Regions from separate parts of the Mus musculus genome. Here regions 2, 3, 4, 5, 6 and 7 are each linked to region 1. Evidence: chromatin loops called from intact Hi-C (ENCODE). Cell type or tissue: left cerebral cortex. All regions are shown on one strand. Region 1 has its middle 12 kb from the start of Gm30444. Region 2 has its middle 5.6 kb from the start of Gm41418. Region 3 holds the start of Grin2a (glutamate receptor, ionotropic, NMDA2A (epsilon 1)). Region 4 has its middle 55 kb from the start of Gm30668. Region 5 overlaps Grin2a (glutamate receptor, ionotropic, NMDA2A (epsilon 1)). Region 6 has its middle 170 kb from the start of Gm41418. Region 7 overlaps Grin2a (glutamate receptor, ionotropic, NMDA2A (epsilon 1)).

Region 1 (4,000 bases):
TGTCCACAGTGCAGTGCATCAGCCCAACACACCCGTCCACAGTGCAGTGCATCAGCCTGAGACACCTGTGCACAGTGCAGTGCATCAGCCCAACACACCTGTCCACAGTGCAGTGCATCAGCCTGAGACACCTGTGCACAGTGCAGTGCATCAGCCCAACACACCCATGAACAGTGCAGTGCATCAGCCCAACACACCTGTGCACAGTGCAGTGCATCAGCCCAACACACCCATGCACAGTGCAGTGCATCAGCCTGATACACCTGTGTACACTATAGTGCACCTGGCTGACACACCTGTGCACACTGCAGTGTATCTGGCTGACACACCTGTATACAGTGCAGTGCATCAGCCAGACACACCTGTGCTCAGGCAGAGAAAGCTGGAGACGCTTGAGGAAAATGAGAGAGATGGTTGTAATGGAGGACTAGCCTGAGGAATAAAGCCATTTCGCAGAACTTGAGGTAAATTCCTGATCACTGGGGCCAGAAGAAGCTTCGCTGTGGAGCAACTCAAGTGTGTGCTTTGAGATCTCTCGAGAGCCTATCCAGGAGGTTCTGCCTCGGGTGGTGGCCAGACAGGGACTAGAATTTACATTTCTTAAAGGAAAACTCCTGGTGTCCACAGTGTTGGCCCACCCTGTCCACCTTCCTCTGTGGTCCCCAAACTAAGATAATAAATATCCATAATCCAAAAATCCAAAATCCAAAACTGAGCAAATTAGACCACGAGTGGGAAATTCCACATGTGACCTTGCATGACAGCTGCAGTCAAAACACAGGTGCATGGAAAAGTTTATAAAACTGACCTCTGGCTATGCATAAAAGATACATACAGAACATACCTGAATGCAGGGTTCAGACTCAGGGCCCTTTCCCAAGACACCCCACTGTATCTGTGCATGTATTCCAACATCCTAGTCCAAAGCACTTCTAGTCCCAAGCATTTTAGATGAGAAAACGTGATGTGTGTTTGTTGAGCATCTACTATACACTGGACCAGAGAGAAACTGAACTGTAATAGACAATAGACAATAGAGGCTGGGGAGATGCCTCAGTGGATGAAACACCGGCTGTGTGAGCCCTCAAGCTTGGTTAAGTAAGTTCTCAGCTGAGTTAGGAGCCCCAGCCTCCCGGAGAAGAAAGTAAATCGCCCCAGCACTACAGGGCTCCCTGGCTAACCAGTGTAGCCACAGATGAGCTCTAGATTCAATGGGAGACCCTGTCTCAAAATAATAAAAAGGAGAAGCAATTGAGGATAACAACCCAATGTCATCTCTGGCCTCCCATACTCTGCAGGCCCAGGCAAGTGCATTTAACAAATGCATGTGCCTCACACATACTTGTAGAAACAGCAGTGAGTCCTCTTTGTTCTGAAAACAGTCCCTTCATATCCTGCTCAGGGTCTAGGTTATAATGCCTCAGTGGCCTTGAGACACCGCAGCCACACTGCCTGCACCCAGAAAAGGAGACAGCTGGCTTTTACTCCAAATGCGTACCTTCTCCCTCTAGACTCTGACGCCTCTGCTTGGAATGTTCAAAAAGAAGCCAGGTTGGCATGGTGAAACCTGCTGGGTTAGGTGATTCAGGGTGTCTGGTGTTTGCAGCCAGGATGCCCAAGACCTCTTTGGGTCCCAATCCCCTAAAAGAAGTACTCTTCGGTGGAGCTCCTGTAATGCAAATGCATGCCCCAAAATAAAAGCAAGACAATGAAGTGGCGAATTCCAAGGCAGGTTAATGTTCTCACTCACAGGGTTCTCGGTCATTGGGGTCCTGGAGTGTGCTCCCGCGCCTCATGTCGCGATGCTACCACCTAGTGGCGATGCGCAAATCAGCTGCGGAAGCCTGGGCGTATGAACTGCCAGATCTTAGGGTAGGCTGCATCCTGTTAACACCAGCCTGGGCGGTGGCTGTTTTTAGCTGGGTCTCTCCTTCTGTGCCACTTTCATCATGGAAACTGGCTCTCTAGGCCCAAAAAAAGCTGCGGCGTGCTCTGCAAAAGCTGTTTGAGGGCCAATTTTAGCTGCATTTCTTGAAATTTGGACTCGGAGGAGGAAGGAGGGATGTGCGGTTCCCAGGAAGTTCTGCATCTTCCTTCCGGGGAAGGAGGTGAGATCATCCACCCTTTGGCTTTCAGCTTCTACAAAAAGAAAAGAACTTTGGGATTTTTTTTTTTTCTGAGGCAGCAGCCGCTGTGTGTTCTGAGAGCTTTACCATGTTCTCTTAGAATCTTTTCTACTTGGGCCGTCACACTGCTACCTCACAAGAAGGCTTAGAATTATGGATATAAGGAAATCAAGACTTGGAAAAGTGACTTGGCTAGCGTCAAAAGGCCGGCAACTCAGAGCTGTGATATCACCTCCAGTCTGTGCTCTGAACCTACAACCCAAAGCACCCATTGCGAGTTGAAAAGTCCAGGACTAGGGAGGCAGAGCAGTTGGTAGACTGTGCTGGGCTTGCACTAGGCCGGGTTCTCACAATAACTGGGTGGACGGCACACAGCCTGCCATCCCAGCATGCTGAAAAGGAAGCAGAGGCAGGAAGATCAGAGAAAGGGGAAAAAATAAAAACAGAGATGGGCGTCCAGGCATCACATGTACCCTGCTGCCAGCTCACTGGCCACCGCAGACAAGTCGATCTCTCTGGGTCTGTAAAATGGGTGTATGAACCCCAGAGCCTACATCACAAAGTTGTGAGCATTCAAGGAGAATTATGAAGGCCCCTGACTTAGTAGCTCCATGTCTTCGCTTGAGGATCATCTTAGACTTCCACACTCTCCTACTCATTCCAGAAGACAGACTCTGGACACACACACACACACCCGACAAGGCCCAATATGTCCTGTGATTGTTGTTTGCTATGAGCCGAGGACTAGACCTTGTTGTCTGCACAGGTGCTCCGCACTGCCTGAGCCTACTTTCCTGGAGCTGTTTTCCAGGGAACAGCATTTCACAGACCTGAGAAGTGACTCTCTGGAGCTGTGTCTGTATCTCATCTCCTGTCACACCAGGGAGACAGTATATTAAACACTCCCGAAGGTAGATGCTTAACACCACAGCGTGCCCAGTGCCCTTCACAACACCTGGCACACTATAGGTCTATGCTAATGTAGGAGCAGATGACCACCTACTATATGTCAGACCTTTATGCTAATTGTTAGAAGTGCCAAACATTGGGCAAGATACAGAACACAATTAGGATTTGAAAAGTAGCCAGGCAGAATTGATGGAGTAGGTGACTTTGAGAGAGTAAGTATGGGGTTAGGGAGATGACCATGAAGTCACAAAAGGACCCCAACACACATTGGGGCTTATCCAAGTGGAGGGCTATCAAACAACCCTTCTGTCATAAAGTTTGAGTCTAAGATGTCTCCCACAGGTTCATGTGTTGCTTGTGCTGTTTTGGAGGGTCATGAAGCCTTTAGGAGGTGGAGCCTGCTGGAGTTAGTGTGTCACACAGGGAAGGCCTTAAGGTTTGCTAGCCCAGTCCTGTTTTCTGACTCCATCCCATGTGACAAACACTGCACATTCCTCTGCCCCACCTCACCCATTGTCTTAGTCAGGGTTTCTATTCCTGCACAAACATCATGACCAAGAAGCGAGTTGGGGAGGAAAGGGTTTATTCAGCTTATAATTCCATACTGCTGTTCATCACCAAGGAAGTCAGGACTGGAACTCAAGCAGGTCAAGAAGCAGGAGCTGATGCAGAGGCCATGGAGGGATGTTATTTACTGGCTTGCTTCCCCTGGCTTGCTCAGCCTGCTCTCTTATAGAACCAAGACTACCAGCCCAGCGATGGTCCCGCCCACAAGGAGCCTTTCCCCCTTGATCACTAATTGAGAAAATACCCCACAGCTGGATCTCGTGGAGGCATTTCCTCAACTGAAGCTCCTTTTTCTGTGATAACTCCAGCTGTGTCAAGTTGACACAAAACTAGCCAGTGTGAGGAGCCGCCCTCACGGTCGCCATTACAAAATGGCGCTGACATCTGTTGCTCGTGGT
Region 2 (4,000 bases), 260 kb before region 1:
TTAAAAAACTGAAAAGTATCATTAAAAGTTTTTGTACTGAATGAAATTTGAGCCAAGTTGTAATAATATCCTGGGATACACTCCTGTTCTAGAGTATCAAGGGATGGGGCAAGGGAGACAACTTGGTTGGTAGAATGTTTGTCTGAGTTTGATCCCTAACACCACAAAAAACAGATGTGATGGCGCATGCCCACAATTCCAATTACCTGGAACATGGAAGCAGGAAGACCAGAAGTCCTAGGCTATCCTATGCTACATAGCGAACTGAAGGCCACCCTGGACTACCTGAAAACAAGTCTCAAAAATGGAGCAAAGGGAATATGGGAATAAAGCCAAACAGAGACATTTACAGTTCACCTTTGTGATGGTGAATCGATTGTCAACTTGACTCTAGAATCACCTAAAGGCAAGCCTCTGTCATGGCTATGGGGATTATCTAGATTAAGTTGAAGGAGATACAAAGATTCACCTTAACCGTGGGTGGCACCATGACATGGGCGGGGTCCTGGGCTGAGTATAAAGGGGAAATCCAGATGAAGACCACCAGCACTTGCCTCCTTCTGTTTCCTGGCTGTGGATGCAAAGTCACAAACTCCAGCTGCCTTGACTTCTTGCCCCAGTGGACTACAATCACAAACTATGAGTCAGAATAAGCCCTTTCTCCCTTAAATTGCTTTTGCCGTGGTATTTTATCACAGCAACAGGAAACAATAACTAATACCCAAATGACTCAGGGCCACCAAGGCGTTACGTAAGATCATCCCTATTCCCCCCTGCCCTCCCGCAGCCAACTCCTGCTGGAGCTTAGAGAGGTGGGGAAAAGGGTGATGCTGCTTTGGGAGTGTAGAGTTTGTAGCAATGGAATACAATTTCAAAACATGGAGAGTGAACAGTGGCTGAGCTTCCTCAAACAGCCCTCAGGATGGCTAGTCTTTTCATTGTAAGAAGTGGCTGTAGCTCCTAAACTTCATGTCACCTCACCACTGGCTCTACAGTCACTCATCTCCAAAACCAAAAGTTATTCACCACTCAGACTGGTCCTTTCTGCCTAAGATCATCTCCCTTATTGAAGTAGTGGAAAGCTCTCAGGCGGTGTGGGGAAAGGGGACAGCCACAGTGTCACCATCCACCTGCCCTGAGACCTCCTTCCATGAGCTCAGTCCTCATGGGCATTTTCTTTCCACAATTAGAGGTACAGTCAGACACATCCCTTCATTTGTGAAATGATGCTTGGTCTCAGGGCACACATGGATTACTCCTGTCTGTTCCTCTCGTTATTAAATACTCATCTTGCAAGAGCCTGGAGACCTGGTACTTATTTTTTAGGCTAGTTCTCGGCTCTGAAATGGACACTGCTAAGATAATTAGACCTTGCCTTGAGGACCCTGTTCCACAACCTCCCTCAAAGGGTTGTCATTGTTTTCTCTGGCCTTCGTGCTGGAACAGCTCTTCTGCTTAGCTGGGCCATATTTCAATTTAATTGTCCTGCCCATGGCATGCTCGCTGTCTCGCATGCTGGCAAGAGAATGAATTAGGGAAAGTTTCCTGTTCTGTCTCGTGGTCTTCTCCTCCCTTTTTCTATGTTTAGCTCCTGTGTGGGCACTTGGCTGGTGCCAAATACAACTTATTGCTTTAATTCCCATTTTCATGAGACATTTTCTTTGCTGAGAGGGAAGCGCAGAGCTAGAAGATGCTGAAATGTGAGCTCCCATGTCTGTCTCCCCTCTGTGCACTCATAGGGCTTGTCAAATTTGGGGAAAGATGTCTTCTACCAAGAGAAGAGCAAGTGCTCCTCAGGAAGACTGCAGACAGACAAAGGAATCCCATCCTTGCTATTGTTCTCCCTTGGGCAACATCCCCTGCACATCTGCTGGGGGGCATGCGCAGCGCAGCACAGCTCAGGCTAAACCACTGTTCTTGCCTTGAGAAAGTAGAGTTGACATGGAAGTGACATCATAATCTGGTATTGTACATGGGTCTTGAGAACAGGAAAAGACCTGTGGTGAGAAGCAGCCAGGTTTCCATTTCTGGAGTCTAAGTGTGACCTGTGTGGCTCACAAGGAAAGTGAATCTGGACAAGTTATTTCTTCTTGCCTGGCCCCTAGAGTTGGAGCTTTGGATGTATCACATAACTTTTGTGCACTATTTCTGGGAACACATTAAACAAATGTCTCCTCGAGGCTGATAGGAAATGATGACAGAACAAAGCAACAGTGACAGGGAAGTTTGACCTGGTGACCCAACTAGGCCTACTGTGGCTCCCAACACTGACAGGGACTCGGTGACCAGATTAGGCCTATTGTGGCTCATTACGGGAGTGCAAATGACACAAAGGCAGCCATAGCAACAAAAGCTCACCCCACCAAGGGCAACAGTTCTCAAAAGCTGACACCCTGCAACTCTCTGAACAACTTGCAGACTGCTCAGCAAATCAGTCTCCTCCCTTAGAAGCTATTCCTGTGTCCCTAACCATGGGGCCAGACCTTGTGAATCATAGAAGTTTCAACTTTCTGGGCGTGTCAAGTTTGTTTACTTCCGGAGTTTCTCAGGCTTCTTCCAGGATGGAATATTTCAGCTCAGAGTAAACTGCAATACAACGGTTCTCTACTCCTCTATTTGTTTGTCCATAGAATGGAGCCATAATAGTCATTCCTCTATGGAGCTACACTAGAGATGTAATCACATACATAGTGGGTGGGTACTCCATAAGGCTAGCTGTTATCTCAATGGCACCACATGGCAAGACTTCGTCTAATATCCTTTTCAATATGGGAAAAACTAAAGCTGGGGTGGATTCTGTTGCCTAAGATTCTGCACCAAGTAAGTAGCAAGCCTAAGATAACGAAGGCAGCTCTGTAGGATGAAGCAGCCAGCCAGGCTTTGGACTAGAGTTCAGTAGCTTTTAAGGACACCACTTGAGTGTCTGTCCTGTGTCCTACTGTGTGAAGACAAGCAGAGGTCCAATTTCCTCCCAGCACCTTTCAATCTCTTCTTCATCCACACAGGGATGTGTCTTCTCTTTATCACCTTTCCCTCCTCACATCAGCAACTCAAGCAAAGACAGCCTCAGCCATCACAGGAATCCTAACCACACCCAGTCTTTCCTCTCACACTGGCTCTCAAACCCATTGCTTAGCATAGCCACCACTTGGCCACTCAAGTCCAAAGCTTTATCCTCTGACTCCTTTTGGTTTTCAGATATCTGCCTTTGCGATGGTTTGAATAAAAATGGCCCCCATTTGCCCATAGTGAGTGTCAGAATTAGGAGGAGTGATCTTATTGGAGGAAGTGTTTCACTAGGGGTAGGCTTTGAAGTGTTAGAAGCTCAAGCCAGGCCCAGTGTTACTCTATCTTCCTGCTGCCTGTAGATCTACATGTAGGACTTCTGGCTACTTCTCCAGTATGATGTCTGCTTGCATGCTGCCATGCTCCCCACCATGACGATAATGGACTGACCCTCTGAACTGTAAGTCAGCCCCAATTAAATGTTTCTCTTTATAGGAGTTGCTATGGTCACGATGTCTCTTCACAGCACTAGAAACCCTGATGTCTCCTTCTTGTCATTTAAAGCATTTAAGCTTTGAGAGGATTTAGCAACAAGTTCCCTCTGACCCGTCTCCTATTTTTATACTTGCACTGTTTATATAACTACCAAGTTATATTTTTTCATGTTTGAATTTCTCTCAGCTAGGCTAGAGAGCCCTAAGAAGAGAGACCTAGCCTGTTTTGTTTATCTATCTTCCAAACCTTGAATGAAGCCTGGTGTCTAGTATACAAGTGCTCAGTAAATATTTATATCTTAACAACATACAAATGAGGAGTTTCTCTGACTTTCACCCTTCCTCTCTCTGCATTCTAATCTTTTTAACTCATTATTCACATAATATGAATGTTAGTTATTTGTAACCAGTAGGCAGAGCCCTAGTACTCTTAAAGTGTAATGTAGAATTCTCAGTTCTGCAATGTGCCATGTGATGGTACCTCTGAAATGTTTACCCTG
Region 3 (4,000 bases), 980 kb before region 1:
GGGAAGGGAAGAAAGGCAGAGACAGGTGTTGGGATTCAAGTGACTGACCGTACAAAGGTCAAATGTAGACATCTAACAAGGAGCCTCATGCCCAGCTGCTAGAATTGGAGCCAGTCAGTTTTCACAGCCAGTTAGCCCCAGGCTCTTGGCTTATCCGTTCTGGTGACTTAGAAGAGGCAACCACAGGGTTACGTTTTGTCTCGAACAACTTAGAGAAGGAAGCAGCAAGTGTGTATGTGTGTCTGTGGGTGCGCGTCTGTGTGTGTATGTGTGTGTATGCGCGCGCGCACGCGTGTCTGTGCTTGGAGAGAGTATATATGTTTCTGATTTTAAGCTCCCGGCTCTCTGACATCAGAGTGGGTTCCCATATCAGGGTGGTGAGGCATTGAGAGAAGCATCCTGGGCGGGTGTGTGCGTGTCGGCGTGCCTTGCGTGGAACAGAGATTGCTGCACCCAGCGCCAGGCACTGGAGGAGGAGGAATCCGTAGCAGAGATCTGAATAATTGATTCTTCAGCAGCACCAGACGCCCGGGAGCGGGCGGAGAGCGTGGTTTCAGCACCAAGGTTGCGCGCCACCGCAAGCTCCCCCCGTCACCAGCCAGACACCTAGGTCGGCCTTGTTCCGCTGCCGCCGTGCGCTCCAGAAGAGGGTGGCCGCGCTCCGCGTCGCCGCCTAGGGACTGCGGGGTCTGCCTTGGCCCGCCTCCGGGGTGGGCGGCTGCAGGCGGACCAGAGCTCCAAACAACGTCGGATTGCGCGGGGGTTGCTGCGTTGCGTCTCGCTGGCTGAGAACAAGTCCTAAGTTGCTGTGGTGGGCGCCTCTGCTTTCCTCTATCCTCCTAGGCGACCGCAGCAGAAGCGTGCCCTAGGATCCTGGCTTCTCCAGTGTTGTGAACCGCGGTGGCCAGGCTCTTTCCTGGGCTCCCGCTGACCAAGTGAGGAACCGAACGCCCAGCTCGGAGCTGGCCCTTCAGCGAAAGGGCCAGGAGGGAGCTGCGGTCCTCTGCCTGCGCCCTTCTCCGCCAGGGACCGCGGGGATCCCCGGCCACACGCGCGCGCGCGCTCCCACACTCACTCACACACACACACTCACACACTCACGCACGCCAAGCAGGAGCAGGACTGCGGAGAGGGTGTCCAGGCGCGCTCAGAGGACCTGGCAGCCGCTGTCCGGAGTGGAGCATAAAGCTGAGCCAGGGCTCTAGGAGAGAGGCTCCTGGGGTGCTGTGCCTGAGCATGGGGCCGGATGAGCTCTGAGAGTCGCGGCGGCAGCAATCAGCCCTGGAGATGACCAGGGGTGGCCACTGCTGAGAACTATGTGGAGAGAGGCTGCGGTGAGTGCTGGCGCGGGACGCCGAGCCTGGGAGGGCCCTGTGAGAAGCTGGTGGGGGGAAGGTATGGATAGGAGGGGGCGGCAGGACGCACAAGAGGGTCGCTACGTGGGAGTGATCACACCTCCCTCGGGGATCCGGGACCGCGGGAGCCCGCGTCCTTCCCTCCCCCTCTTCTCCTCCCGGCTCATAGCAAACTCAGCCAGCGCCCCCTCCTTTCCTGCCCCCCACCCCCCACCCCAGGCTCAGCAGCTCCTGGTCGCACAACTCCCAGTAGCCGGGCGCCGAGGTGGTGGTAGGGGGTGAGGGTGGAGGTTCCCACTAAGCTTCTCGTGGGTGGCCAACCTGGGGCTTCCACTCTCCGGTGCGTCCCTGAAAGGAGCTCTGGTTATCAGCCACAGGAAGTGAAGACCCGCACCGAGGGTGTCATAGGCACCAAGCTCCAGCTCCCTCTCTGGTCGAGCCCCCAGGGTGCATAAGGGGGCTGTGAGCACTGCAGACTGCATCCCTCCCCCCACCTTCCCTTAGCACTGGTGGGCTGACCCTGCCTCTCCATCTCTCCTCCGCCCCGGTTAGAGCCCTGCTGCAGAGCCTCCGGCTGGGATAGCCGCCCCCCGTGGGGGTGATGCGGACAGCGCGGGACAGCCAGGGGAGCACGCAGGGGCCGCAGCATGCGGGAACCCGCTAAACCTGGTGGCTGCTGAGGCGGCCGAGATGCTCGTGCGCGCAGCACGCCCCATTGCATCCTCCACCTTCTCCGGCTACAGGTACGTCCTAGTTGGTGATACGGACTTCCCGGGCCTGGGAGGATATAGGCTCAACCGGTGAAGAGAGAGGAGAGGGTTCAGTAGGGAGATGGGGGGAAAAGAGCGAGGGAGAGAAAACTGGAGAGGGAGAGCCCAATGGCGAGGCGTTGGAGGAGCACCAGGTGGCGCTGCGGCCCTGCACTCCACCTTGCTCACCCTAAAAAGCCAAGGCTGGAGTTTGCCCCAACTTCCCCCGGGGTGCAACAACACCCGAGCCGAAGGGCGCGCGCTTGTACACGCGTGCACGACCGTACAGGCATTTTCAGGCAAGCACTGTTGTGCACCTGGCACAGTGCTTGTGTGCACACCGTCTGAGGACGTTTGAAGGCTCCAGCTGGCCGTGGGCATCTCTAAGGCGGCCTGGGGATATGCGCAGAAAAGCGCGCGTGTCTGTTAGCGTGTGCAGCCCACTGCCCACGTGCATCTAAGATTTGGCTCCAGGGTCTGCAGTGGAAAGACTGAGGAGGGGATGCACACTCCTCATCTATCTGAGAGCTTTTTGGGAGCCTACCCCCACCCCCGCACGTTCTTTGCCAGCTCCCACGCGCTGGCCCACTTGCGGGGTGTTAGGGTGGGGGTGGAAGGCAGAGCTCCTACTCTCCAGAATTCAGCATTTCACACGGCATGAGATTGTATGTTGCTTGTGCGTACCCGTGTGTAGGGGGCGGGTCCAGGGAGGCTTGACATAGAGCTTCTCCCAGCAAGGTAGTGGTGGGGAGTCCGGCCTCAAGTTCCCCTGTGCACCTGAGAGCCCGGGGTCACAAAGAGCACCTACACTTTCAAGCGCTTGTTGTAACCCTCGCATGGGGGGGGGGTGCGGGATCTGCAGCTGGTGGGTGCCACTAAAGGAGCAAGGTCTGTGGCGCACTGGGCGAGCTCCGTGGCGCACTGGGCGAGCTCCCAGGGGGTGGGGTCAGTTAACCCTGTAGGCTCGCCACAGACTCAGGCTGCAGTATGCAGGCACCGCCTCTCACGCTAGGGCTAGTCCGGAGTTCGCTGCTCCTGAGCAGGGGGCGGGGTCGATAACTTGGTCCACGCACTTGCGGAGAGAGAGGGTTGCAAAGAGGGCTTGGCCTGGGCTTCTGATTGTGGGTGGTAGTGGGGTTCATGGCTCTCTGGGAGCCTAGGAGCTGTTGTCTGCGTCAAATTTGGGGAATCTTGTGTGGAATTTGGACCCAGATGGGATTGAGGGAGTCAGCTGGAGACAAGAGAGAAGGAAGGAGGATGCCAGGATGGGCTTGGGGACAGGGATGGCAAAATAGCTCGGCTTGGACTGATACGTGGAGATGGACATGGGTCGAAGAATGTGGATGGCATCAAGGATGAGTATTCTAAAGAGTGACAAAAACAGTCAGAGCTGGTGTCGGGTTTCACATTCGACTCTCAGAGCGGGTGCAGGGGCAGTCTATCCTGTTTCCTGGGCCCCTCACTGACCACCACCTGCCTCTCGCTCTCCTCCACCTTACAGGGACCCTAAGTGGCGACCATGGGCAGACTGGGCTACTGGACCTTGCTGGTATTGCCGGCCCTTCTGGTCTGGCACGGTCCGGCGCAGAACGCGGCGGCGGAGAAGGGTACTCCAGCGCTGAACATTGCGGTGCTGCTGGGTCACAGCCACGACGTGACAGAACGCGAACTTCGAAATCTGTGGGGCCCGGAGCAGGCAACCGGCTTGCCCCTGGATGTGAACGTGGTGGCGTTATTGATGAACCGCACTGACCCTAAGAGCCTCATCACGCATGTGTGCGACCTCATGTCCGGGGCGCGCATCCATGGCTTGGTGTTTGGAGATGATACGGACCAAGAGGCTGTGGCTCAGATGCTGGATTTTATCTCCTCACAGACTTTCATCCCCATCTTGGG
Region 4 (4,000 bases), 1.1 Mb before region 1:
GTGGAAAGGTGGCCCTTGCTCGCCTCTGTCTCAGCTGAGAATCCCCAGACCTCATATAGGGTGGGGTCTTTCTCATTGCCCGCCTTGGTGTCCAGGGTTTGCTTTGGATCTTCCGTCTGTCTGGGTGATGAGGTCATGCAGCTAAGAAGGCAGTCTGCTTGTGTGTCTGTGTTTGGTGCCCTACCTACTGTACCAGCAGGCATGTGCCATATTACCTGAGCTACACCTCACTCCTGGCAAGTAGTCTTGGTGCAGCTACACAGATTGAAGACCTCCATCTGGGCAGAGGCTACTCCTGCCTGAGACAATTAACTGAGGAGGGTGCTGGGCAGGGCAACCTCTGGCCAGCAGAGGCCTTGGCTGTCTCTCTATCATTCCCTCCCCTTTCAACTGGGCACTGGTTCTACTATAATGCTGCTCTGGGCTCAAGGCCCCTCATGGCGTGTCCTCCCTCACTGTTTCTTCAGCCTGGCTCCCCTACCATGTGTCATCCTGTCCCCCTCATTCCCAGGTCCACATACCATTCTTGTCTGAGCACTAATAACAGAATCTAGGAAACTGACATAGAGCCATAGAAAGAGTATCCCTGTTCCCCAAAGGGGAGAGAAGGTCCAACCTGTTCTTTCTGAACCTCAGAGCTCTTCGTAACCACCAGGCAAAGATCCTCACTTAAGTCTATATTCAGGTCAACTTCTTCATTTTGTGGGGGAGGAGACAGAAACTCAAAGCGGAAGCTAGCTTGTGTAGGTTGGTACACCCCGACTAGACAGACACAGTTGGGTTTTGATTCTCATGTTTGTATGTTTTTGGGTGTTTGGAGGCTAGAGGTCTCTGCTGGGTATCATCTAAGTTTTTAGAGTTGACTTTTCTTTCTATCCTTCCTTTCTTTTTTCCTTTTGAGGCAGGACCTCACATGGCTCAAGCTGGCCTAGAATTTGCTATGCAACCAAGATTGACCTTGAACTTCTGATCCTCCTGCTTCCACCTTTAGAGTGCTGGGATTGCAGGCATGCACCAGCACAGGGGATCGAGCCCAGGCCCTCAGGCATGTTAGGCAAGCATCCTGTCAACCTCTGAATCCCCCGTCTCTCACGGAACCCAAACTTGCTGATTCTGCTAGGCTGGCTGGACAGTGTGTCCTAACGATCTTCCTGGTTCTGTCTGCTGTGATGTAGGCTGCCACATCTGGCTATTTTACATCAGTTCTGGGGGTCAAACTCAGGACCTGATGCTTGTGCAGCCAGCAAGTTGAGCCATCTCTTGAGGAATCAAATAGACACTGGCAATCTGATGCCAAGTTCTATGTCTTTAACCAGTCTATTCCCACTCCCTTGTGACCTTGGACGAGGCAGCCTGTCCATTCCCTTAGTTTCTTCCATGGCTCCAGGAGATTATATGTGCATCAGGACAGTGACACTGGTAGTAATAACACTGGTTGTGTTGGCAGAGGCATGCATGTTGCTTCCTGTTTGTCCCTTTCTCGGCAGCTTCTCCGTGTTGACAAAACAGTCCTGTGATTGGGTAAAGATGGCAGATAGCAGGACTTTAGGGTGGTGCTGAGTGCCCAGCACTTGACGCAGGTGGACCCAGCATCACTGTGATTAGTAGAGACCTGAGACTGAGCCAGTCTTGGGCTTGAAAGGTCTCACATAAGCACTGCCTTCCGCAACTCAAGCTTCTGCCTTTTGGAAGCTTTTCTAGCACATTCTCTCCAGTTCGGCTCTTGCTTTCTTGGCATCTTCTAAAACCTAGGCAGTTGTAGACAGCAGAGATTCTTTTTCTCTTTAAAGGGCTCAGCTCTCCTCTTGGCCAGAGTTGCATTTCCCTGCCTGCATTGGATAACAGAGCCTCTGAGGGCAGCATGAATCTGGGGCACTGATGGATTCATACTTCTTAGTGGAGGAGCCAGGAAGAGAGCATATTCTGGGATAGAGGAGCACACTTAGGGATCCAGTACCCGCTTCAGGTCATACAAGTGACCAAAGAGTGGGAAGCTAAGTAAGGCCCCTTCTTCCCTGGAGCTGCTGTGACCTCCTGCATCATTGACCCCCTCCTGCAGGGAAATGCTGGCATGCTAAGCCTGAAGCTGCATCTCACTGGTTTCTGAGCACCAGCTGGTGCACTGGGACCAGCTACAAAACTTCAGTTCTTATTTCCTTAGGATGGGGTGGGAGGGAATCTGGGCCTTCAGCAACATGGGTGGGAATAATAATGGTGACCTCAACAACAATAACAGCAGCAGCCACTCTCACTTAATGAGTTCTACCGCTTGCCAGGCATTACAGCCATTATCAGGTTGGATCCTCAGCAGCTTCAAGAAGTTGGGATTGTTCTTCCCATTTCACAGATAGGGAAATATGAAGTATGGAACAGAGACTGTAGCTTAGTTGTTGGAGTGCTTGCCTAGCATGCATAAATCCATGGGCTCCATCCCCAGCACCTCAGAAACCTGGGCAAGGTGGTGCTGTAATCTCAGGAGGTAGAGGCAGGAGAAGCTCAGGGTCATCCTGGGCTACATAGTGAGTTTGAGGCCAGCCAGGGCTACAGGAGACGCTATCTCAGAAACACAGAACAAGGCTGGGCATGGTGGCACATTCCTTTAATCTGCACTCTGGAGGCAGAGGCAAGAGAGTTCTGTAAGTTTGAGGCTAGCTGGGACTTCATACAGCAGCGGCTTCAAGGTCTGGGGAGATAGCTCAGAGGGTAAAGTACTTGTACAAGCATGAGGGCATGTGTTCAGATCCCCAGAGTTCAGGCAAAAAGCTGGGTGTGGTTGTGTGAGTCTGTAACTTCAAGGGAGTGGAGCTGAGACGGCTTGTTGGTCAGCCAGCTCTACTGATGTGGCAAACTTCAGGTTCAATGAAGAAAGTGATTGAAAAAAAAGAGTGACCTCAAACTCTGGCCTCCACAAGTACATGTCTATGCATATACATGTATAAAACAGCAGTGTGTGTGCACACACACAAACACATGTTCAGATAGACATGCATGCTGTCCTGTGTACCAGAGGCTTTCCACGGAGATCTCTGGCCCGGCCTGGTGCAAGAGTTCCAGGGAGGGGAAGTCGCTTCTGCTGCTGCTGCTACAGTCTCTGCAGTGCCTACTCCATGCTGCCCTGCATTGAGTCAGGTCAAGCTGGGCTGATTAGCCAGTGAGGAGTGCGGCCGAGCTTCAGGGAGAGCAGACCTCTTCCCGCATGTTACAGCTCTTAAGACAGAAGGCTTGGCCGACGGAGTAGCTCTCCCACACCTTTAATCCTGGATAGGATTCTTACATACAGTTTTGGGGATAATTCGGGGTTTGGCAGCAGGTACTTCTCATTGGTTTGGTCTGAGAGCTTTGGGGAAACCTTATTTGCATGTGGGAGGGCTTGGTGCTGCTCCTATGTGACTGATGGCCACAGACCTCTCTGCATGGGGCTGTGGGAGGCTGTGGGAGTCTATAACAGGGACCCAGGAGGCGGTAGCAGAACACCTGCTGTTCCATGCAGGTGGAAGACACTACCCACAAGGTCTCCAGGGTTCCAGACCTTTGCTCGACCGGGAACCAGGCTGTCTGTGCACAGCCCACTCCCCACCCCTCACATACACATACACAGACACACACAGACATACACACATACATAGACACACAGACACAGACACACACATGCACACACACACACCAACACACACACACACACACACACACACACACACACACACACACACATATACACACAGAGACACACAAACAAAAGCAACCCAGAGACTGGAAGTAGAAGCTTAGGGAGTCTCTAAGACCAGTACCAAGGCCACACAGCTGTGGAATCTCCGGTGAGGTTCTGCCCAGGTCTAACAGGGTTCATTGTTTCATCACACCAGCACAGGTGTGCATGGTGGCCATGCTGTGTAGGGTCTGGGTGCAGATCAGCTCACTCGCCCCTTCTGCTGTGTGACTGGGCAGGTCATAAAGCTGAGCTCCAGCCTCCTCATCAGCTGCCATACTGAGGGACAGTGAG
Region 5 (4,000 bases), 730 kb before region 1:
TTATAAAGGTCTGCAAGTTAAGGGAGCACAGAGACCCCCCCCCCCCCCTCAGCCTCAGGGTCTCTTTGGAAGTTGTGTGACATGCCAGTGCTTTTTCCAGGGACATATGTCATAACATTTTGGGTCTGTGTCACATAACACAGTAGAATGATCATTTTGCTTCCTGCTACATAATTAATACATGTAATAAAATAGAGAGAGCAAGACACTTATAAACCTCAGCAATTCTGAGTCACATAAAGTTCTTCCTCGTTTACAGAGAAAGGCAGCAAAGCAGATACAAAGTAGCTAACATGCCTCAAAGACTGTCCCAGCTCTTATGCCTTCAGATTCAGAAAAGAAAGAAAAATCACATAAGATTGTAAGACTGAAGAGTCTCTGTCTCCTGTAGCAATCTCCGAGAGGGAGAAGAGATATTGATTAAGAATTAGTGGCATTGCGACAACATCCACGATTAGCATGTATGATGACCACTTAGCAGGGATCTGGAGTTTGAAACACTGTAGTAACATGTTCTGTTTACTAACTAGTTAAAACTTAATACAACCCTCAGAAGTAACAATTAATATTAACGTCTCCATTTCACAGAAAAAACGAGACAAAATAACAGCTTGCCCTCTTCTCCCTAGCTAGCTAACTTCAGAGGGCATTCACAAACTCTGGCAGTTTAACCTCATGGCCAGTGTTGTTCTTCTCTTGATGGTGAATTTCCTCTATTAAACAATGCCATCAGTGGCACCAATTCATCTGAGCAGAACTTATCTCTGTTTGGGAACCATAGCTCTTAACTGTTAAGGGAAAATGACAAAACCCAAACATGTTCGGAGTAGAATATTATTATGTTGTTAGACCGTGAAGCCTATCCCTTATGCCAAGATGGAAGAAAATGTATGCATTAGCAACATTAACCAAATTGTGCGTGTAGCTGTGTAGGTCCAGGCCACTTTTCCCAGGGAGAGAAAGTTGCTGTTCTCAAGGCTCATGGGCTCAATTTAAATCCTGAGTTTTTTATATCTTTTTTTTTTTCAGTGCTGGGAGTGCAAGTCTATGTGTACCCTAGGTAAACCATAGCCCTAGCATTCCCCCCTTGTTTATATGTATCCTTACCCAGTTGAATTGTATTTTTCATGACATATACTGCTTTCTGGTTTGGCTTCTTCCAACTGACTTATTAAGAATTCTGCATAGTCAATGGGATGCAAATCAATGGAACATATGTACCTCCCCGCAGATGGGAAATGTCGCTGTTGGCTGTGCTGTTGCTAAACTGCCTCTGTGGCCTGATGCTTCAGCTTCCAATTGAGACCCCGCATCTCCGGTGGCATGTCTGACTACTGTCATATCCATGTGCCAGAGATAATATTGCATCAGCAACAAGTTTCAATTCACTCACTTCTCCCTCAGCAGTGACTCTGTGGGTCCTTTAAAGGTCTGGCTTCTTTTCCATGCAGCCGTTTTCCCGTCTTCCCCGAGTACACACAGGATCATTTGCACACACATGGTGGGAACTTGTGTGTGGGAAATTACCCTATTTACAGTGGTTTAACATGGTGAGGAGAACCAGAATAGACCATGCTGCTCAGCCAGATCCATGGTGGAAAGCAGGTGCCAACCTGTCTGTCAGCCACACAGCTGGTTGAGTTAACTCTATTAGACCGTGTTGTCCAATTTTGTCCTCTGAAATACAAACTAGTATGGTGGCAGGCAGCCCATTTGCCAAATGGTGCCCCCTGCTGGGCTGGTGGAGGTCTGCTGTTCTTGTTGGTACATCTGCTGGGTAAAGCTGCCAACATGTTGGAAACTTGCACTTCTATAAGCTTGTATTGTCTATTTGCATGTTTTTCTTGTTAGGAAAATACCTAGATTTGCCATTTTTTCATTCTTAAAGATTTCTTTTCTTTTTGTCAACGTATTGGTATATTGTGTATGCCATGATGATGTTGTCTAAGGCCAGAAGAAGGTGACACATCACTTGGAGCTGGAGCTACACAGGTGCTGAGAACTGAACTCTGGTCCTGTGATGAACAGCAAGTCCTTTGACCACTGGACATCTCTCCAGCCTTGCCTGGCCTTTGTCCTTTTCTCTGATGACTTGGCAAATTTTGACACCCAATTTGTCTTCAACTAGATAAAATTAGTCTCTGATTTTAGGCTGATCCAGGGGTAGAGATCATCTTTTTGGCTGAAGAAGGCATTCTGGATTTATCCAGCCCCTGTGATCTGTGATCCTTGCACACCCCCTTCCTCACTTTCATGAGTTAGTAAATTATTTTAGTGAACTTTGAAGCTTAGCAGCAAGGGCAATTCCTGCATATGAATCCAGCATAAGAAGAGATGGGGGTTTAGATCTGCAAGTCCCTCACCCCCCTCATTCGGGTAATTCCTCCCCGTGTCTCTAGGGTGGGGATATCCCAGGAGTCAAGATCGGCAGCTAACTTACAGAGGTCAAAGACAAGGTCTGGCCACCAGGTATAAGGTGGGTGTTCCTCTGTAGTGGACCAAGCTACATCCCCAGTGGCTGAGAGTACTTGCCAAGTCACTTTGGTAGGGTTGTGGGGGTGCTGAGGCTCAGCTGGAAGGAAGGTACACCATAGCCATCTCATGGTTTCTCAGGCCTTGCAGAAAGGCAGGCGATCTTGAGCTTGAGGGAGTTGCTCAGGTGTCTGGCTGCTATCAAGTTGGTGTCAGGTGCAGATGCTGGTCTGACGTGAGTTATGTGAACATAGTCAGTTACTCTGTACCCTTTTACAGTGGTCAGTTGGGGTGATCAACAACACCAGGAACAGCCCTTTCCCATTTGCTTTCAAGTTTTCAGCATTATGCCTCTTACCCAGTCTCTAACTTGATACTCGTGTGGAACCTCTGGGGTACCTGCGTCATACAGAGCACTAAATTTAGGCCACAATTCCTAGTAGCTGATCTGGAAAGCTTGCAATTGAGTCATAAGATCCCTTTCAGCCTGAAAAGTCACTCTGGGGGGAGGGGGTGTCAAGAGCCGGAGTTAAGGGAGTGCAGGTCCCGTACAGGATCTCAAAAGTGGTCAGGTTAAAATGGTAGGGGATGTTCTGAGCTCAGAACAGAGCCAAATGAAGGAGCACCACCCAGTCAGCGCCAGTCTCTAAGGTCAATTTGGAAGGCGGGGCTTAGAGTGTGGACACCCGGAGTTGAGGAGTGTCCTGCAAGAAATCCCTATATATGTGCGCCCTGAGATGGGAGAAGCCAGCAGCAGGCCCATCAGTGGGGAATGGGGTGAGGAAACCTCTTTTTTTGTGCTACCTGGGGCTGTGAAACATTGGGAAATACATACTGGAGACCATTCTGGGGGTAGTTAAAGATTCAATGGCCAAGGTGAGAGAAGGGCTAGCCAAGCTGAAGAGAGAAAGAGAACAGAGTCAGGGCAGATTCAAGTCGTGGCTTAACTCCTCCCCTTGGTTAACCACCCTCATATCCACCTTGTTAGGACCCCTAGTTGTTCTCCTGCTGTTGTTGACCTTTGGACCCTGCATATTGAACAAGCTTATAGCCTTCATAAGACAGAGAATAGGAGCAGTGCAGCTGATGGTCTGAGCCAGCAACATGAGACGCTGAGGACAGAACCTGAAGAATATGAGTTACTTACTCAAGAACCCTGAGTGTAGCTCTAGAATTAGAGCTTGTACAAGAAAAAAGGGGGGAATGAGGGACCCTAAGGCCTTTTCCAGTCGCACACCCTCCTTACAGTTTTCCCCTCCCATTTGGGGTCAAGGCTATGCCAAGATTCATCCTATACTCACAGGAACATTTTTTTCTATTTATTTATTTTCTATTAGATATTTTCTTTATATACATTTCAAATTCTATCCCGGAAGTTCCCTATACTCTCCCTCTGCCCTGCTCCTCTACCCACCCATTCCTGCTTCTTGGCCCTGGCATTCCCCTGTATTGGGGCATATAAAGTTTGCAATACCAAGGGGCCTCTCTTCTCAGTGATGCCCAACTAAGCCATCTTCTGCTACACATG
Region 6 (4,000 bases), 440 kb before region 1:
GAACCCACACTTGCATCCCAGCACTGTGAAGGCAGAGACAGGAGGTCCTGAAGCTTGCTGGCCAGGCAGCGTAACCCAATCAGGACGTTTCAGGTTCCTGTCTCAAATAATAATAATAATAATAAGATTGGTGGATTTTAAGAAACAATACCCAATCTTATCTTCCAGCTTCTCCATGCCATGCATGTGTGTGCATGTAAACACACACACAAAATGCAAACTGTGAGGTAACACAAAAGCCTCCACCGTCAGACTCTGTCTAGGTGATTGTGACAGACTCAAGATTAAAGTTTCTATTCGAAGACTCACAGGACTCATCAAGCCAGCACAGAGAGGATCTCTTGGTGCTGAGGAGTCCAATAGTTCTTCCTAAGAACATACACCACAGACCCATTGCCTCCTCTCAAAATGTCCTTTGCTCCTTAAGCACTGTGACTCCACCCCAAAGCATAATCATCTGACCCCAGAGACATCAGTTTTCTTCCCATTGTTGTCTTCCTCTGTTTGGGTTGCTATAACAAAACACCACAGACTGTGTGGTTTATAAACAACAGAAGTTTGTTTTTCACAGCTCTAGAAAGCTGCCAAGTCCAAGATTAAGTCGTTGACATATTTGCTATCTGTCTGATACCAACTTTCTTGTTCTTAAACGTGGGTTTCCAGGGTCCTCACATTGTAGAAGGTACAGACTCACCTCCTCAGCCCTGTTAGAATGCTATGACTGAGAGTTCCACCCACACGTGTTCCTTATACTCCACATATCTTAGCTTCCCAATATTACCACAGCGGAGGCTGCAAGCATTCATACATATATATAAGAATTCTAGCACTGGTGAGGAGATCTCTCAGAAGCAGGATAGAAGCTTGCTGACCAGAATGGGGGCAAGCAGGGAAAAGGAAAAGCTTCCTTCTTTAATCGCCAAGTATGGAGCTTCGTCACCAGAAGATGGAGCCCAGATTCAGAGTAGGTCTTGGACCTCAAATTATCCAGGTTTAGGGTGGAGCTTTCTACCTGAAATAACCCAGCCCACAAAAATCCCTCACTGGAGTGCCCCCAGCTGTCTATGTTTTAGTTATTTCTGGATGCAGTCAAGTTGACAGTCAAGATTAGCCACCACACTAAGTTCCCTAAGCACTAAAAATTTACATAAGGATAAAACAGAAATGCATGACAGAAAAAAATGGATTTAAGGAGTTATAGTAAGGCACACAAACAAGACCATTGGAAACAGTAATCCCTCATCAATAACAGATAGTTGAGTCCCATGAGCTTTGCAGGAAATCTTAAAAATTTCCAAGGACCAATGGCTTGAATCAAGGAGCATTAGGAAGGAACTTCCTAGTAGGAACAGCACAGGGAGGACAAGAGCAGATACACAGAGATACAAAGTGCCAGGCAGTCTGCAAGGCTATGTGACATAGCAGCAGAATCCAGGGCTCTGAGTGTGAAAATCTCCATACCCCTGCCCTAGTCAGTCAGTAGGACCACATATAACAAGACATGGCACAAGACATTACAACTCTGCAGCGGGACATAAATCCAGTCTAACAGGCCTGGGTGATTCTCCGTATGAGATGTAACAATGTGTTACAGGGAACTGTGGTCCAACAAGGTTGAAGCTGCATAATTCAACATGACAGCTGGGGATGTCTGGGAAGAGGCATCTGTCGCCACACAAAATGTGCTACTTTGCATGGCAGTCGTATGAGAAGACATGAATAAGAATACAACACCAACCAGAACTTGCCAGAAATCAGATGTGGAAAGAGATCACAGACACAGAGAACAAAATACTAGGACTCTATCACAGGGGCTCTTTATGACCCTAAGAGTAAAGCCTCCACTAATAACCATACGTGTTTACTATTAACAATCAATGTGTTGCACAACGTCTGTCCCAGCATCGGGAGTAACTGGGACCAGCAGGACCCAGGCACGCAGGAACTCCACCAGACCAGTGGCACAGGTTTCTTCTGGTCTGGGCTGGTGTCCTGAGCAGACCTTGGGAGCAAACTCCACAGCCATCCCCACAATACCCAGAAGAAGCACCACTCCCAGGTGCTCTGACACACCCAGGATCCCAGGATCCCAGGATCCCAGGAGCTTGCTCACACTAGGATCTCAGGGCCCCAGAGGCAGCTTGACTCCCAGGAGGTCTGACACACCCAGGATCTCAGGAAGGACAGGCTCCAGTCAGATATAGCAAGGGCAGGTAGCACTAAAGATAATCAGATGGCAGGAGGCAAGCATAAGAACGTAAGCAACAGAAACCAAGGTTACTTGGCATCATCAGAACCCAATTCTCCCACCATATCAAATCCTAGATACACCATCACACTGGAAAAGCAAGATTCGGATCTAAAGTCACTTTTCATCATGATGATAGAGGACTTGAAGAAGGACATAAATAACTCCTTAAAGAAATACAGGAGAACACAGGTAAGCAGCTAGAAGCCCTTAAAGAGGAAACACAAAAATCCCTTAAAGAATTACAGGAAAACAATCAATGTGTTATCTCATTTAATTCTATTTATTTGTTTATTTACTTACTTTTACTAACATTTTGCATGTGTGTATAGTTATGCTTTCTATTTCTCCTGTACTATTTCATAGTAAAAGCACAATAAAACTTTGTGCATAGTAGGTACAATAGAAGTCTATACATAGTAGGAAATCTGTCAACATTTATGGGCATGGGGCCAAGCAGCATTTGGCATCAAAAAGAGAAAGAATTTGAAGGTAAAATCAGTTCATGCCTTTGTTTCTAACACGGAATCATGAGGGAGCATAAAGTTAGCATCTTTTTCCTCCTTCTCGTAAAAGTTGAAGAGGATTCCTCTCTAGAAGCTATGATAAATGAGGTAAAAAAATTTTTTCAAGAATATTACAGTGTTGCACAAGCAGTTACCTTCACATATTTATAGCCAGATCTCATTAAGTTTTATTAAGGCTGGAATCTGACATGTTGGATGGAGGCTAGAGGACATTTACCAAATTAATGGTGTAAATGAAGTTGCAATGAGCATGCCGTTCCCTCTTGAAGAGGTTGCAGGCACTTGAGAAGCATCTGTCATTAGGAAAATTAATTGGTGCTACATGTATGATAGGCTATTAATTGAATATAAAGTCTCAAGGGACACAAAATAGAGTAGGTTACTATACTTCCCTGTGCTTCAGTTTTCTTATCTCTAAAATTTACATAGGGTAACCTAATTCACAGTCAAATAAGGGATCAAATAAGAAAATGCATATATTTACACAAAGGCAGGTCAGCTCTGAATATACCTTACTTGCCTGGCATGTATACAATCCTAAGCTCAGCCACCAACGTCTCAATCAGTGAAACAATTCACCCTTGCAGTGCTATATCCATATATAAATACAAGCAAATATAAGTGGATTGTTTCAAGGTTAAGATCACATATTTGGCAGTCAGAAATAGGTGGGAAATTTTGCTTTGCCAAGAGGGTGTGATTGTAAGTAAACTATATCCTTTCCCTGTCACCCATCAGTTATCCCACTGGTAATATAATAATGCCATTGGGCTGTTAAAGAGAAAAATATGCAATTCCTCAGTCAGTATCTAACATGAGATATGTGCTCAATAAAAGAAAATGTATGCATTATCAAAGAGCTAACATTAAAATGTTATTGTGCAGTGCCCTGTTATCTTCAGTTTGAAGCTGAATATTGACAAATTAATACCAGAAATAATTGCAATTAGCACTTGTCTCTATTACATTGTATGTGTTAGTATTCTAGGGGAGGTGAGAATTAGAAACAAAGTCGTGCCTGGGACTGCCATTGGCTCTTTTCTCTGCCTTCTCAATTATTCGTGTTCAGCAAGTTTCTGTGGTCTTAGACGTTGCACTACTGGCCTTTTGTTAAGTGCCTGTCTCTACCAGAAAGTAATAGCTGTCAGACAGGTTAAAACTGTGCTCTGTGCTCTGTGCATGGAGGCAGATGCCTTCTAATCCCAGCACTCAGTGGGATCTCTGA
Region 7 (4,000 bases), 740 kb before region 1:
CAGTGGGATCAGCATTTGCTGCACAAACATTTCTGGCAATGCGCTAGCTACCCCAGAGAACACAGTATCCTGTGGGCCTCTGCTGTTTCTGTTGATGGGGACCCTTAATTCAGGGACAGGAAGTGTGACCCAGAGTAAGTCAGCAAAGAAGAGGTGTAATGAGAGAACACAGGGGCAGATGCCAAACTGAGACAAGGTATTCTGCAGCAGGCTCTGACTGTAGAATGTAGATCTCTAAACAGTGCCCTGCCTCTGCTGGGCAAGTGACTTAACTTGTCCGTCTCCTTATTTGCAAACGTGAGACCAACCGAAGCATCTGTGGGGAAGGTGGTGCCGATGACACATGTGTGAACACCCAGGGTACAGTTGGTACTTTGCAGGGTACACTTCTTGATGTTGCCTCCCTCCTGTGTCTTGCTGGACCCAGGACGGGTGGGTTGAGTGCTCTGGGTATCGAGTCCCGTAGCTTAGTCAGCAGCGTCCTTCCTGGAACCCAGCCTTCTCTCTTCTGGCTGGAAGTCAAAAGCACCGTATGCCAACCCCGCAATGGCAGTCAATCATTTCCAATTGGCATCCAGTGAATAGCTCGACAAATGGTGGAAACTTGATTTTGGCAACTCAGAAGAAGCAGCAGTTGGCTGCGACTTTACCTTGGTTAGGTGGCTTGGGTTATTGGTGGGGGAGGGTCACACAAGAGTACAAATACTCTTCAGATTTGCCTAAGGCCAGATGTAAGTCTTGGAACCAGCACACACCTAGCAAAGGAGACATATGGATTCCTTTCCTTCAGGGTGGAGTACTGGAGATACGGTCATTCTGAAACCTGGTCACTTAGTAATATATAGTGATGCTTGCTGTGGCCCAGCTCAGTGAGGAGATAAAGTAAATACAAGTACTACCTTCATTACTTGGGGGCCGGCTGGCAGAGTGCATATTGGGAGTGGGAGGTCTCAGTGTATAAACACGGAGACCAGCCAGGAGGCAATGGCAGGGATGGCAACTTAGAGGAGTTCCAGCCAAGCTTCTAAAAGGAAGTGATTCGCTTAGCGCTCACTGGGTACCAAGGTAACCAGCACTGATGGACGAGTATGACATAATGAAGAGAAAAGTATTTCAGACTTCGCAGCTGGGTGGATGGCTACGTCTTTTACTAAACACAAGAAGCTGACAAAGAAACATTGTGGGGTGGGTAAGAAGCAGAGATATGTACATTTCAGACATGTTGAATTGAATATGCTTTTGAAGGATTCAAGTGGAAATCTCAAGTAGGCAACTTAAGAGGAGAGACTGTATTCACATCAAAAATATACAATTCTTGGGCTTTGAGATTATCAATGGCTTTTGCAGTCCCCAAATTGAGTGAAGTTTCTGTTCTGCTTTGAGTGCAAAATGTCCCCTATAAGCTTGTATACAATGGGTCTCCAGCTGCTGGGGACCCACACTGTTTGGGAGGGTTGTGGAACCTTCCGGAGGAGGAGCCTTATTAAGATTTAATAGCCTGGCCTTATTTTCTGTCTCCTCACTGTGATCTGTGTGACCAGATGTCCAAGTTTCTTCCCTGCCATAATGGATAGTGTCCTTAAACTGAAAGCCAAAACAATCTTTTGCAACTGTAAGTGGCTACTTAGTAGGTATTTGTGAATAGCAATAAGAAAGATAACTAATACAATCACTTATGGGAAAATGAAAAATCCAAAGAGGATGTCCGCTCATATTAACATGTGCCTTCATATTCATTCCTGGGAAGGAGAGAAATGTTGCGTTGTGGCTTGCAGCTGCCCCTCCTCACAGGAGATTCTGGCCCCGTGTTTGATGCTGTGGAGGAGCCTGGTGGGTATCTTGTAGCATCAAGTACCTGCTCCACATAGAGGCAGGTACTGGGACTCTTTCAAAGATGTCATGACTGTGGCCACTGGTGACATATCTTGGCTCACTGCAACCTTGCAGAGTCACAGCAGGAGCTTCGATCAATACTAGGAGAAAATAAAAAGTCCCGTGCGGCGAACTATCAGACCGCTCATCTCAGCCCTTTGAGTCATAGGCAGCCAACCCCGTATCTTACCGACAGAGCCTGAGCTAGGTATACGGAGCCTGAGCTAGGATGCAGGTGGCAAGCCACATGCTTGATCTGGATTGATGAGGACGTGAGAGGCTGCGGAACTGGAGGGGATGAGGGGGATGAGGTTCAGGAGAGGAAAACAATCTCTAGCTTTGCTTCCATGTGGAAGTAGTTTGGAAAGTAACTGACACGCTGTGAAGTGGTCACATGAAAAATCCTTTCTACGGAAAAATATGGGCAAAGAGGCAGTGTGCACGGTGCCCTTGGATGGGTATCCTGGACCTGTCCTGGTCTCTGCACCTCCTCCTATTCATGGTGGAGACCCTCCCTGTCCCAGCCGGGTGGGGGAGCTAGAGAGCCAGGCTGGGTCTCCTCACCTATTCTTTGCCTTTGCCCTGGCTTCTCGCTCCCTCTTCTTGTATCACTTGGATGGTGCCTTCTGCAGGTGCCTCGGAGCCCTTGTCCAGTTCCTGGTGACACAAAGTCTGGCGTGGATCCCAGAAATGGAAGACTCGCTGTCAGGCCCAATGACACCTGCTGTGTTGTGCGTGGGCAGAGGAGACCAGCCACATTTCTACCCAGGCTTGAAGTTTGGTGAATGAGCTGACAGCTCTGCTGAGGTCTGGTGTGTTGTCCAAGTCACCTCGGTTTCCCGAGATTCACCTCATTTCATGACATCATGGCCAGCCACGGGAATAATCCATATAGTTTCCCAAAGGATAGTAAACAGCTCTTGAAGAAATATGCTCATTTTCTATATACTTTTAGCACTAGTAATACAAAAGAACCTCTAAAAATGTAATTAATACATCCTTACACTTGGAAGGAAATGGGGAGACTTCACTGCATATGTTCCATTAAGTAAGAATATGGATCTTAAAATATGATGTAATAGGAGTGTGACGGTGTCCTAACCATACAACCAGCATGCACTGACAGCTCCCTATGTGCCGGTAAGCTCTAGCGCATTACCTTTAATTTTCAGATGTGAGTCAAAATGTTTACTTCTTCCGGCAACAATAATTTTAATTCAATCCATATAAGGAAGTTTTTTCACATAATAAAATCCCAAACATGTGTGGACTTCAGGCACAGTGTGATCAAGGTTCAGGATCATTGTCTTATGACACTCTTTTGTGAGAACCTCCTTTCTTCTGTAGTTGGGTTTTATTATTATTATCATCATCATCATCATTATTATTATTGCTTTTTAGTTTTTTTGTGAACAACATCTGAGATAAGTTTTGTTCACATTTATCTGGTGGTTTGATCCTGGTTTCCTCACTCAGCCACTGAGAAGACTGACAGGAGTCAGTGAAATTGAATCAGAGCATCCTTTGTTGCGGGGACAGGGCTGGACATCCCGCAAAGCCAATATGCTTTATGTAAGGCATGACATCTTAAAATATATATTTCTGTTAAGGATGAGAGATACCTTTGGACAGAATACCTCTCTAGCATCATCATCATCATCATCATCATCATCATCATCATCATATTTCAGATGATGAAACAGGACCAGAGATGTTATGTAACTTCACAAAAGACACACAGCTTTTGGTACTTGAATCCAAATCTAGGTTTTTGTTGTTTGTTTGTTATCATTTTACATCTCACTATATGTTTTCTATGGCTGCAACTTTCCCTGTGTCCTGTTTTTCTCACTTCCCCTTTGTGTGCATTCTTAAGTAAGACCCTGTGATTAAGAGTGCTGGAGAGGGAAAGATGACTCCGCAGTTTAGAGCACTTGTTGCTCTTGGAACCGACCCAGGTTTGATTCCCAGCACCCACATGGCCGTTCACAACCACACCTAGCTCCAGTTCCAGGGGATCCAATGGTTTTTTCTGTCCTCCAAGGGCATCAGACATGCAAATAGTATACAAACATTCATGAAAGCAAAACACACATATACATAAAAAAGACTTTTAGTGTTTTACAAA

Evidence for each region. Peaks named below come from ENCODE experiments on the same cell type or tissue, not always from the same donor. Only the 100,000 strongest peaks of a DNase experiment are listed, where the experiment ranks them.
Region 2: it touches region 1 in a loop (12-fold over the local background); 3 of 42 quality-filtered maps call a loop at or near these places.
Region 3: it touches region 1 in a loop (12-fold over the local background); 18 of 42 quality-filtered maps call a loop at or near these places.
Region 4: it touches region 1 in a loop (2.9-fold over the local background); 4 of 42 quality-filtered maps call a loop at or near these places.
Region 5: it touches region 1 in a loop (7-fold over the local background); 8 of 42 quality-filtered maps call a loop at or near these places.
Region 6: it touches region 1 in a loop (5-fold over the local background); 8 of 42 quality-filtered maps call a loop at or near these places.
Region 7: a loop joins it to region 1, with 3 times the contacts of the local background. A loop is called at or near these places in 5 of 42 quality-filtered maps.

What each region holds. Positions count from the first base shown.
Region 1 is chr16:9,007,439-9,011,438 of GRCm38, reverse strand. It overlaps a transcript of Gm30444 not described here. Among named protein-coding and RNA genes, the nearest start is that of Gm30444, 12 kb to the right of the region's middle. In left cerebral cortex, a CTCF peak has its summit at 1,817 (motif pointing left); a DNase peak (open chromatin) is centred at 1,924; H3K27ac peaks cover 3,312 bases.
Region 2 is chr16:9,272,372-9,276,371 of GRCm38, reverse strand. No RefSeq gene overlaps it. Among named protein-coding and RNA genes, the nearest start is that of Gm41418, 5.6 kb to the left of the region's middle. In left cerebral cortex, no CTCF peak of the experiment used is centred here; a DNase peak (open chromatin) is centred at 1,598; H3K27ac peaks cover 1,364 bases.
Region 3 is chr16:9,992,157-9,996,156 of GRCm38, reverse strand. Grin2a (glutamate receptor, ionotropic, NMDA2A (epsilon 1)) reads left to right here and starts at 344. Exons shown (of 14, transcript NM_008170.4): 1 at 344-1,334; 2 at 1,908-2,098; 3 at 3,606-4,000. The coding sequence starts at 3,624. In left cerebral cortex, CTCF peaks have their summits at 2,257 (motif pointing right) and 3,729; DNase peaks (open chromatin) are centred at 2,263, 2,553, 3,370, 3,759 and 4 more places; H3K4me3 peaks cover 4,000 bases; H3K27ac peaks cover 4,000 bases.
Region 4 is chr16:10,059,334-10,063,333 of GRCm38, reverse strand. No RefSeq gene overlaps it. Among named protein-coding and RNA genes, the nearest start is that of Gm30668, 55 kb to the right of the region's middle. In left cerebral cortex, no CTCF peak of the experiment used is centred here; DNase peaks (open chromatin) are centred at 693, 1,106 and 1,778; H3K27ac peaks cover 2,246 bases.
Region 5 is chr16:9,733,190-9,737,189 of GRCm38, reverse strand. All of the region lies in intron 4 of Grin2a (glutamate receptor, ionotropic, NMDA2A (epsilon 1)), which reads left to right. Among named protein-coding and RNA genes, the nearest start is that of Grin2a, 260 kb to the left of the region's middle. In left cerebral cortex, a CTCF peak has its summit at 1,735 (motif pointing left); DNase peaks (open chromatin) are centred at 1,311 and 1,699; H3K27ac peaks cover 695 bases.
Region 6 is chr16:9,449,878-9,453,877 of GRCm38, reverse strand. No RefSeq gene overlaps it. Among named protein-coding and RNA genes, the nearest start is that of Gm41418, 170 kb to the right of the region's middle. In left cerebral cortex, no CTCF peak of the experiment used is centred here; DNase peaks (open chromatin) are centred at 929 and 1,641; H3K27ac peaks cover 760 bases.
Region 7 is chr16:9,749,774-9,753,773 of GRCm38, reverse strand. The region is part of intron 4 of Grin2a (glutamate receptor, ionotropic, NMDA2A (epsilon 1)); the gene reads left to right. Among named protein-coding and RNA genes, the nearest start is that of Grin2a, 240 kb to the left of the region's middle. In left cerebral cortex, a CTCF peak has its summit at 2,396; DNase peaks (open chromatin) are centred at 471, 966 and 2,531; H3K27ac peaks cover 1,697 bases.